Regions from separate parts of the Homo sapiens genome. Here regions 1 and 2 are each linked to region 3. Evidence: chromatin contacts called from ENCODE Hi-C or POLR2A ChIA-PET data. All regions are on one chromosome and are shown on one strand. Each heading gives the region's core, a stretch centred on a gene start or an enhancer-like site at or near the end of the contact. The rest is flanking DNA. Distances are from core to core; before and after follow the strand shown.

Region 1 (3,566 bases), core at 817-3,316, 2.1 Mb after region 3:
TCTGAAATCTAGGCAGAGGTTCCCAAACCTCAACTCTTGTCATTTGCACACCCACAGGACAAGCTCCACATGAAAGCTGCCAAGGCTTGGGGCTTGCACCCTTTGAAGCCATGGCCCGAGCTGTACCTTGGCCTCTTTCAGCCATGGCTGGAGCAGCTAGGACACAGAGCACCAAGACCCTTGACTGCACACAGCAGAAGGGCCCTGGGCCCAGCCCACAAAACCATTTTTTCTGATTAGGCCTCCAGGCCTGTGATGGGAGGGGCTGCCATGAAGTTCTCTGACATGCCCTGGATACATTTTCCCCTGTCTTAGCGAATAGCATTTGGCTCCTTGTTACTTCTGCAAATTTCTGTAGCTAGCTTGAATTTCTCCCTAGAAAATGGTTTTTTCTTTTCTACTGCATCATCAGGCTGCAAAATTTTCGAACTTTTATGCCCTGCCACCTCTTGAATGCTTTGTTGCTTAGAAATTTCTTCCACCAGATACCCCACGTTATCTCTCTGAAGTTCAAAGTTCCACAGATCTCTAGGGCAGGGGCAAAATGCCACCAGTCTCTTTGCATAGCAAGAACGACCTTTACTCCAGTTCCCAACAAGCTCCTCATCTCCATCTGAGACCACCTCAGCCCAGACTTTATTGTCCCTATCACTGTCAGCATTTTGGTCAAAGCCATTCAACAAGTCCCTAGGAAGTTCCAAACTTTCCCACATCTTCCTATCTTCTGAGCCCTCCAAGTCTCTAGGAAATTCCAAACATTCCCACATTTTTCTACCTTCTTCTGAGCCCCAACTGTTCCAACCTCTGCCCATTACCCAGTTCCAAAGTTGCTTCCACATTTTTGGGTATCTTTACAGCAGCTCCCCACTTTCTGCAGCACCAATTTATTGTATTAGTCTGTTCTCACACTGCTAATAAAATACCCAAGACTGGGTAATTTATAAAGAAAAGGAGGTTTAATGGACTCACAGTCCCACATGGCTGGGGAGGCCTCACAATCATGGCAGAAGTTGAATGAGGAGCAAAGTCACGTCTGACATGGCAGCAGGCAAGAGAGCATGTGCAGGGGAACTCCCCTTTGTAAAACCATCAGATCTTATGAGACTTATTCACTATCATGAGAACAGCACGAGAAAACTCACCCCCATGATTCAATTACCTCCCACCTAGTTCCTCTCACAACATGTGGGGATTATGGGAGCTATAATTCAAGATAGAGATTTGCATGGGGACACAGCCGAACCATATCACCACCAGACAATTAACAAAACTTCTTCAAAGGCTTATGGATAATGGAAGGAAAGCTCAGCCTCAAAGGTAATTTCAACTTTTGGCAAAGCAGCTACCTGAAACACACCTACCAGAGCCATTCTCAGTAGCAGGTCCAGCTCCACATGAGAGTCCAGCACATGTCTGCCACCAGAAAGTTTGGGCCCAGCTGTCAAATGGCTTTGAGAGAGAAAAGACTTCTCTGTCCCTCTAGTTTCAGGCTGGCTTCCCAGAGAGGTAGAAACTACTACTGCTGCCTGGCATTCATTCCCCCGCTTTCTTAGTAAAAAGCACCCTGATTTACTTAGGAGGGTAAAGTGCCCAGATAACAGGCTTCATTTCTCAATTCCTCAGCCAGCTGTGGAAGTGTTTGGGGGAATGTCAGAAAAGCTATTTAAAGGGAGAATCAGTGAGGAGGTCTCACTCCAATACACATACACTCACACATGCTATTAATTTTTCCTCTTTCATCTTTCTTCCTTCTAGGCTTCAATGTGGATATGATGGCTGGAGCTCCAGCAGCCATCCTGTGACCCTGAGAACAAGCCATTCATTGAGGCTAATGAAGCAGGAAGAAGGAATCCTGAGTCCTTGGGAAACAAGGATCTACCTGAATAGCTCCGAATGCCTACTTCTAGATGTCCTTTTAGAAAGAGAAGCACACCCTTGTGTATTTCAGCCACTGCTATTTAAGGTTTAACCTAATCATGATATAATTGGTTTTTCTTGGAATGATTCAGTGGTAATTTTTTCTTCCATAAGAAGCAATCCCAACCCCTACCACTAGGGGGTGGCCTTGCCCTGTAGGCCTCAACATGACAATTACATCACTGCATATCAGAGTCCAACATCAGTGCATTCTGTGTAATTCAGTCTCAAATAACAACGTGCATGTGACAGCAGTGGTCCAGTCTGAGCTAAGCTGTGCCAAACTCCATCCAGTTCCTTTAGCATGAGATTTGGATCTCATGCTTTTCTTCTCTTTTCTATATCCAATTCTTCAGCTTGGACCCAAAAAAGCAAGCCCCAGGACCAAAAAAGTATGCAGAGAAGCAGCTCTGACTCTAGCAAACACACAGTTTGTATTTCCAAACAGAACAATGAGCTTCTAGTCTGAACAACATCCCATTTGATGGTAACTTGATACTTTCCTCTTTTTGTTTTTCCAGCAAGAAGCAATGGGTAGGTACTTGCTTTACATTTGTGAAAAGATACCTGGCTGGTGGGTCTGATAAAGAGAGACTCTACCCTGGCAGGATTATTGATATCTCTACCTCCTACAAGATGGAAAATCACTTGCAGCATTTAAGTGACTGTTTTTCCAGTTTATGCTGATCAAAGTTTCAAAAATCTCTAGGCAGAGTTTTAGTCACTAATAATCTGAAGTGAAGGGAATAATTTATCTAATTATTGCTCAGGCTAAAAGCAAGCTGCTGTCTCAAAATGAAAGTACAGTGCTAGTTCTATAAATACCCACTCACAACTAACCAACAAAGGAGTTTGTGGTGTGAGAAGTGGAACTTTTGATAGTTTCAGATTGCATTGCTTTGGTGTCATCTGTGCTCTCCTTGTCTACCTCCATTTACATCGTGATGCTGTATAGTTAAGACTTGGGCAGAGGGAGGAAAGGGGTTCATGGGGAGCTAGTAATCCTGCATTTTTCCTCAATTTTCTTACTAGACTGCCATATTAGATAAGAACAAAAAATGTGCCTATTGAATAGTCTAACCAAAGAACTTAAGAAAGAATCACTTTTTTTCCTCCATTTCGGTAAAGACCGTGCCGAAAGTTTTCATATGTAATAAAACCAGTGATCACCAGTTAATCTCAACCTAAGAGAAAGAACCAAAATGAACCACTCACAAGAATAGAAACAGGCATCCCTTGGGAGTAGGGTTTAACAAATGAAAATACAGGACACTCTGTAATTTGATTTTTCTGCAATATTTGGGACGCGCTTATATGAAAAAATTATTTGATATTTATTCAAAATTCAAATTTAATGGTATGTCCAGGATTTTATCTGGCAACCCTACTTGGGGGTAAAGAATCTGTTCCTTCCTTGTGGGGGATGGGAAGAACAGTACAAAATGAGCAGATTCTGAAATATATCAAGGAAACTGTCACTGGAAAAGTCACTGATTAAAAACAAAACACCCACAAACCACTAGGCCCTGTGCACAGGTTCCTCCAAGAAGCTAAGTCTTCTTGTTTTTTATCTTTTGTATCTTCACAGAGTCTAGATGCCCTCCTGCTCTGGGTATATTGAGAGCTCAGTGAGGAGTGCTGACCAACTG
Region 2 (3,410 bases), core at 148-2,647, 2.3 Mb after region 3:
GCTCCCAGAGCCAGAATAAAAGCCACAGGTGTTCAAGAAGGCTGCCTTCAGCATGTAGAGATGAGCGTGGAGGAGATAAGAGGGAGGAGGAGACAGTGACAGTGTCTGCTATAGGGGATTGCCTGAAACTGAACCAGAACTCTGGTATCCTGACTACTGACCAGGGTTCTTTATGCTGATTATTAATATCTTCCTACTCGGTGCCCAAAATTGTTCAACTAATCTAGTTAAGAGAGAGTGAGGGTATAGAAAGAACAGGGGATGTAGCCCCTTTCTGGGAAGTGCGCATATATGTTTGAAAGAAGAAGAGAAGATTTTATAAGCATTAATATCAACAGGTATGGATGAGATTGCATTGAAAGCTGTGCATTGCATTTGTCATTGTTGAGGTGCTGCTATAAGGGACTGTGCCAGAAGGGAAGGTGCTGTTTGTTTTGTTTTGTTTTTAAGATATTGAGTCTTGAACACAGTCTCAGTGGGAGATTTGAACATAATTGGCAGAGGCTGAGAGGCAGGATTGTGTACTGGTGAAGAGTTGGGGGCCTTTCTAGTGGGCAATCTAGTTTATCCTATATTCATCACTTTGTGGTCATTGGACAGTGGGCAAATTAAGCTTTGGTTTCTTCCTGTATACGGTGGGGCCAATTATAGAACCCAATTCATAAGGGTGTTGAGAGCATTCAATGAAGTAATTGATGTAAAAATATTAACCTAGAGCTTGCTGTGTAGGAGGTTGATAACATTAGCTGTGTTCGTGATTACTGTTGACAGAGGGAAGTGGAAAGGGGGAGGGTCAGGTGGGAGAATGGTCAGAGCTTGGGCAAGCACAAGATTCAAGAGGCAAATGGAAAAATAGTGTGAAGTGGAACTCCTGAGACACCAGGGAGGTGATGGGGAAAGTTTTATAAAAGTGAGAAGAGCTGCCCACTTAGACCACATTTTCATGGGAGCTGTCTTAGTTTGTTTTCTGTTGCTACAGCTGAATACCTGAGACTGGGCAATTTATAAAGGAAAGAAATGTATTGCTTACGTATCTGGAGGCTGGGACATCCAAGGGTGAGGTATCTGGTGAGGGCCTTCTTGCCGGTGGAGACCCTCTGCAACCTTCTGAGCTGGGCATCACATGGTGAGGGGCTGAGTGTGTCAGCTCAGGTCTCTCTTCATGTAAAGCCACTAGTCCTATCATGGTCCCCCCAGTGACATTACTAATCTTAATTACCTCCCAAAGCCCCACCTCTAAATGCCATCAACGTATGAATTTGAAGATTAAGTTATCAGCACATGAAATTTGGGGAACTCATTCAAATCATAAACAGGAGCTTAGGTCCCATCAAAGTGAAAGCTTACCAGGAAGCCCAATGTGTAAAAAAAATACGTAAACAGAGTTATGTGTTTGAAGGTGGAGTGGAGAACTATCTTCTCCCCTCCTCCCTCCACCCACAGCCCCTGAGGGAATTCTGAGAAACCCCAAGGCAGCAAGAACAAAAACAATGTCTGCAGAAAGATTTTTTAACACTACTGTAACACCTCATTTGTTCTGTATTGAGTTCATTTTCCAGAAAACCTTTTTTTTTTTTTTTTAAGAAACCCATCTTGGATGAAATTTTGTTTAAGTGTGTTACTTTTTTGCCTTCTTAACAAGGCTGAATGAAAACCTTTTAATCTGTTCTTGATGACTTTTGATCATAGTGATGAACATTTAGTTAAGGTTCTGTGCTTTAATGTGGTGATTTCCAACCTCAGAGTTTCTGAAGTGTTAGGACTGTTTACTGGCACTATGCTTTTGAAATTGTTAGAAGAAGCAGGGTGGCATCAAGGGAGGGTCCTGGACTTGGGAGCTACACTGTCCAGGATTATATCCAAGCCTTGCATTTTATTAGCATTGTGACCAGGTGTAACCACTGTTTGCCTCAATTTCTTCTTTCCCAAATTGAGAAGAATAATTGTACTCACCCCCTAGGATTATTGTGAGAAATAAATAAGTTTTTATATGTTCACTGCTTAGAACCATGCCTTCGTATAAAATGTGCTGTATAAGTGCTATGATGATGATGGTCGATGTATCTGTTTTTATGGTTCTTCTGTCTTTTTTGATGTAGTATGGTGGTTAAGCCTATAGACTCTGAAGCAAAATAACCTGGATTTGAATCCACCACCGTTGTGATCTGATTGTTTTAAGCTGATTAATTTTTGTGAACCTAATGATTTCAGTAAAACCCACCATTGTGACCTTGAGAGAGTTAATTTAATTCCCTGTGATTCAGTTTATTCTTCTGAAAAATGAGGCAAATAATACAAAGTAGTTAACAGGATTGTTGTGAGGATTAAATAGGATAAATTTGTAAGCTCTTAGCACAGTATTTGGCACATAGTGAGTAGTCATTGCATAGTAGTCATCGTTACTGTTAATTATTAAGAGTCTAAATGAGGGATACTGTAATATAATATACAGCCAGAAGTTGTTACTATATTTGACTCCTTAGAAGCCTTGAAAACTTCCTTCTTGTACTTAATTGGTTTCAGTAAATAGAGGTTATTAACTAATTATTGATCTTAAATAGTAAGTTATTTTCAATGTGCTTCTTAATGTTGGGGCAAGGGGTAGTTAGGCGAAAAGATTGGCCATTTATGCTATATAATATGCTTACTATCAAACTGTGACTCAACTTTTAGATGTATTTATGTTGAAGGAGTTAGATCATTCTTTGCTTAAAAGGTTGACATGATTAATGTTCAGATGAGGGGATATTTTCAAAGGAAGAAAAACAGTAAAGAAATGTGTTTGTGAAAATGACTAAAAACAATACAGGGTAAGCAGCAAATTTTCTGATGCAGAATACAGGCCAAACATGATTTAAAAAAGCAAGAAAGCAAACAAACAAAAATGGTGACTTTGCAGCCTTGATGGAGGTAGGGGCAGGGGAAGTGTTCAGCCACAATCTACCAGCAAACCCCTTGGTACTAAGCATTTTAAGGGCTAATTTAGGTCTCTAGAGCATGCCACTATCAAGACTAACCCATTCAGCAGGGCTTTGTATAGCCAAGGTTTTGTTGCATATTAAAATGTTTAGGAAAATTATCCAACATTTGGGAATAAGGCACAGGATGATTGCATGTCTTTTTAGCGTTTTCTTGGAGCACTTAAGACACCAGCCAAGGATCATGTAATTCTCTAGGAAAGTGTTCCTTTGTTTAACTTACTTTTTATTAGGATCCAGATTCTATGAAGTTAGATGTTAATTTGTAGATTGATCCCCTGCAAATGACTTCTGTCTGATAAAGAAGATAACCCCAAAGGTTATAGTTTTATTGCCCTATAGGATAGTAACTAGTTTTATTTCTAAATTAGCAATCTTATTTCAGTATTCTGTATTTCATTGACTGTATACACTTCAGTCTTTCCTGTATTA
Region 3 (3,397 bases), core at 188-2,687:
TTGTTTCATAATGCTTTTTAGGAATCTGGCTAACCTTCTTAATTACCACTGAATTTTAAATTGTCCAGTAGGTCATGAGATTATCTGGTTCAATACTGCAAACTCAAATGCCTACCATATTCTCAAATGTCAGTGAGGTGGGGGTGTATGGGAGTGGTGGGGACTGTGGAAAACTGAAGAGTGTCTTCACAGTCTAAAGGCGACACCTGCTATTCAGCTTCAGCTGATGGTTGCTAGAACTCGCCATGGACCAAATGTCTGATGTTACGATTTTACAGAAAATGTGAAAAGTCTGAATTTCTGTGAAATTTCCTAACTTCAACATTTGGAACCAACTTAAAACTAAGCAAAACAACACTGTTGCTTCTTAAAAATCAAGGCTGCAGGCTGCCTCCAACAATCAAACTCTTCATTTAAAAAAAAAAAAAGAATCCAGGGAGATGAGGCTTAAGAAGGTGAAATGCTTGAGACCAAATAACTCAGTTGGTGGCTGAGCCAGGGCTAGAATTTTGGTTTCCAGAGGAAAGGCTAACTAAGAAAAGCCAGTGTTTCCCCACCCCACTCTGCAGCCATTTCTCTCACTTGGAAGTAAGCTCCCAACCAAGCTCAAGAAAAGCGACTCTATTTCATCCAGCAGCAGCAGTCTCCATAAAATGTTTATCAGTTAATAGAACCTGTGAAGCCAATAGAAACAGCTTTCAGTGTTGGATCAGAGTTTAAATTTCAGCTTCTACTGCTTTCTAGGTGAGTAACCTGGGATAAATTATTTTACTTCTCTGTCTCTCGTTCATGGAAAAAACAAAAACAAAAACAAAAAATGAGTCCCTTTTATATACAGGGTTGTGGCAGATGGACTAAGATTTTGTGTACCGACTGCCTGACACAGTGCCAGAACTGTAGTAAGAACACCACACGTGATAGTAACATAACATCCAGGAGATATTCTAATACTTCTTATTTTCCAAGTACACACAAATTGGGGGTAGGGGGAAGGGCTAAGATGCTTAATAGTGGGCGTAGCCAGTTGTGGATAAATATCAAAAAGGGAATCCTAACATGAAGTATAAGTGGGATTTTCACCAAAACCCTATCCTTCCCCAGACTCCAGTGACAGTTTAACGGTCAGCTGCATCAAGGCTTGTGTACTGTGCAGTCTTAAAAGGCACCACTCCTGTCCATCTCGGTGAAATTGATGGTGGAGCAAAAGGGAGTTTAGGTGGTTCCGGTCTGGGGAGAAGACGTGCAGGGTTTCAGATGCGAAAGTCGCACCCAACCGCTTCACTCGGGCTCTAGGCCATCCGCAGGGGCCCTGCTTCCTTCCACCTGCGAGCTTTTTCTGCAGAATGCGGGAAGCCGCCGCCGCCGCCACAGAGGAGGGGGCGGAGGCAGAGGCGGAGGCGGCACCCAGGGGCCGGGGCAGGGGAGGCCGGGACCATCGCAGTGACAATTTATTTTCCTGCAGCAGCGGCAGCAGGGACGGTTGCTGCAGGTTCGGGGTCGGCCGGCCTGCGCGTGGGCTTGCGAGGACGCTGTTCGTCCCCTGCGCTGGGGTGTCCGACAGCGAGGAGGAGAACGACGCACGGAGCCCGCGCGACTGGAACCAGCAAAGCTCCATCTGTCGGCAGAGGAGAAGGGGGAGGAGGCACGGCCGAGGCAAACGAGCGGACGCCTCGTCGCCGGGTGCCGGTATCACCCCGCTGCAACGCCTTCCAGCAAAAGCCACCGCGGCCCGGGTTGCAGCAGCCGGACGGATGCCAAGGCCACACGGCAGCCACGGGGGCAGCCGTCGCAGTCGCCGTCCCACACGGGCTGCGGACACCAAGGGTTGCTAGTGAGTAGCGGCGCGCGCGCGTGAGTGAGAGCGCGCACCGGACGGGGAAGTGCGCACGGCGGGTGCGTCTGCCTCGTGGCCTGGCGCGCGCCGGCCCTTCCGCTGGCAGCGTCCGGTCCCGGGCTGGCTCTAGGGGAGGAAAAAATGCACTTTGGCGGCTGATCGCTTCCTTCCTGCCAGTCATGCAATCGGCCGCCTCCATCGGCGCCGCCTGTATGCGCCCCTCCGCTGGGCCCTCTGGGTTAGTTTCACCTTGATAGGGAGGCAGGAAGACCTGGCTGCTGGTGGCAGGGCGGGACTCTGGCCGTGACCTATACGTGGGTGCGCCTGTTTTTTTGGTTCAGCCCTGGGTTGCAGCCTTGGAGATGATGTCGACCTTGGGAGAGACCACTGCACTGTCTCTAGCGGCGCGGTGTGGAGGAGGGAGGGGCGAGGGTTAGAAAAACGGACCTTTACCCCGGCCGAGCAGGTGCCATGCCTTTCCAGATGATGTTACTTTTATGCCCTTTATGAGCGACTAAGACATTGCCCCTCACCTGAATAACTTAAAGCTTTCGCTGAAAGCCCCCAGTGAGATGCACAAAGAAATGGAATGTCTCCAAAACATATTTTTTTCAGAACTTTCTCTAAAACAACCCACGCTGCTGATACCCCCAGAGCCTAAGGTGCCATAATTGCTGAAGTTTAAAAGAAAATTTATGTAAGGAATAAGTAATTCAGGAAACGGAACCCAATCTAGAGGTTTGAAAAAAAAAATCAAGTGCCTGGGAAGTGGGGTGGGGTGGCTTGCTTCCTGGAAATCAGTGTTCGGTAGTAAGTAAAAAAGACAGCTTTCAAAGTAAGCCCCAGTGAGCACACTGCTTTCCAAACATCTTGCTCATTACTGACAATAACATGAAGTCCTGGATTTTAAGCTATTTCCGAAGACATAATAGATATCACTAGGATGCTTGTTTATGGTCTCATGATTTAAGGCCCTGTCAAGGTCAATAACGTAGATTTGTTCCAGCAGATAAATTATACCTGAATGTTTGATTGTTCGTGTCAATTTTTTTGAGGGTAGGTTTTGACGGTTGTTTTACACAGAAATTAAGCCACCGTGTTTTGTTTTTATCCCGACCTTGTTTCCATTGGAAATTTTGTGTTTTCAGGATGGATGCTACATTGCACTTCAAAAATATACTCTGCCACTGGATTGTAGTGGGCATTGTGTAGCTACACTATACATATCTTTATTTTTAATACAAGTTAATGTGTCGCTGAGCAGTAGGCTCTTTTTGTTTACCATTTGCACCATGAGAGCTTCTCCATTCAAAGGCATAAAATGTTATTGGAATCTACCTGCAAAATGAATTGGCTGATTGTTTTCTGTTCAGACACAGATACAGCAAATTGCCACTAAGAATCTGCTTTTGCGTATACGTTGGCTGTAATTTATGTAGCAACTGGTTCTTGGGAATTTCAAGAAGAAACTTGTTTTCTTATCCTCACCTATAAAGTAAGCACCAAAATTTAAATTATAAGGCAGATAACCTAAGTCCTTTACCTCTATCTCAACCTTCAAGG

The links. Hi-C counts contacts between places; a loop is a spot of excess contacts on that map. ChIA-PET counts read pairs that join two places held with the same protein, here RNA polymerase II (POLR2A). Pooled maps may share reads with other maps.
Region 1: a map with no recorded cell type shows a loop between it and region 3 (8-fold over the local background). The contact joins the enhancer-like site here to the promoter of STAMBPL1 in region 3. A Hi-C loop is called at or near these places in 2 of 37 single-sample maps with no recorded cell type and 2 of 50 pooled maps.
Region 2: a loop to region 3 is called in a map with no recorded cell type, with 2.8 times the contacts of the local background. The contact joins the enhancer-like site here to the promoter of STAMBPL1 in region 3. A Hi-C loop is called at or near these places in 1 of 37 single-sample maps with no recorded cell type and 6 of 50 pooled maps. POLR2A ChIA-PET finds 5 or more read pairs at or near these places in 1 of 52 experiments (T-cell).

Annotation. Positions count from the first base shown.
Region 1 is chr10:91,004,390-91,007,955 of GRCh38, forward strand. All of the region lies in intron 1 of LOC124902479 (a long non-coding RNA gene), which reads right to left. Among named protein-coding and RNA genes, the nearest start is that of LINC00502, 40 kb to the right of the region's middle. Within about 2 kb of position 2,067, at least 8 of the 41 ENCODE cell types and tissues checked have a DNase peak (open chromatin) inside an H3K27ac peak, as active enhancers do.
Region 2 is chr10:91,200,159-91,203,568 of GRCh38, forward strand. It overlaps a transcript of PCGF5 not described here. Among named protein-coding and RNA genes, the nearest start is that of PCGF5, 19 kb to the right of the region's middle. Within about 2 kb of position 1,398, at least 5 of the 41 ENCODE cell types and tissues checked have a DNase peak (open chromatin) inside an H3K27ac peak, as active enhancers do.
Region 3 is chr10:88,878,808-88,882,204 of GRCh38, forward strand. STAMBPL1 (STAM binding protein like 1) reads left to right here and starts at 1,438. Exons shown (of 11, transcript NM_020799.4): 1 at 1,438-1,831. LOC124902551 reads right to left here and starts at 1,857. Exons shown (of 1, transcript XM_047426134.1): 1 at 927-1,857. The coding sequence starts at 1,615. The coding sequence ends at 1,088. RefSeq lists a silencer at 1,327-1,456 and enhancers at 2,037-2,146, 3,167-3,397.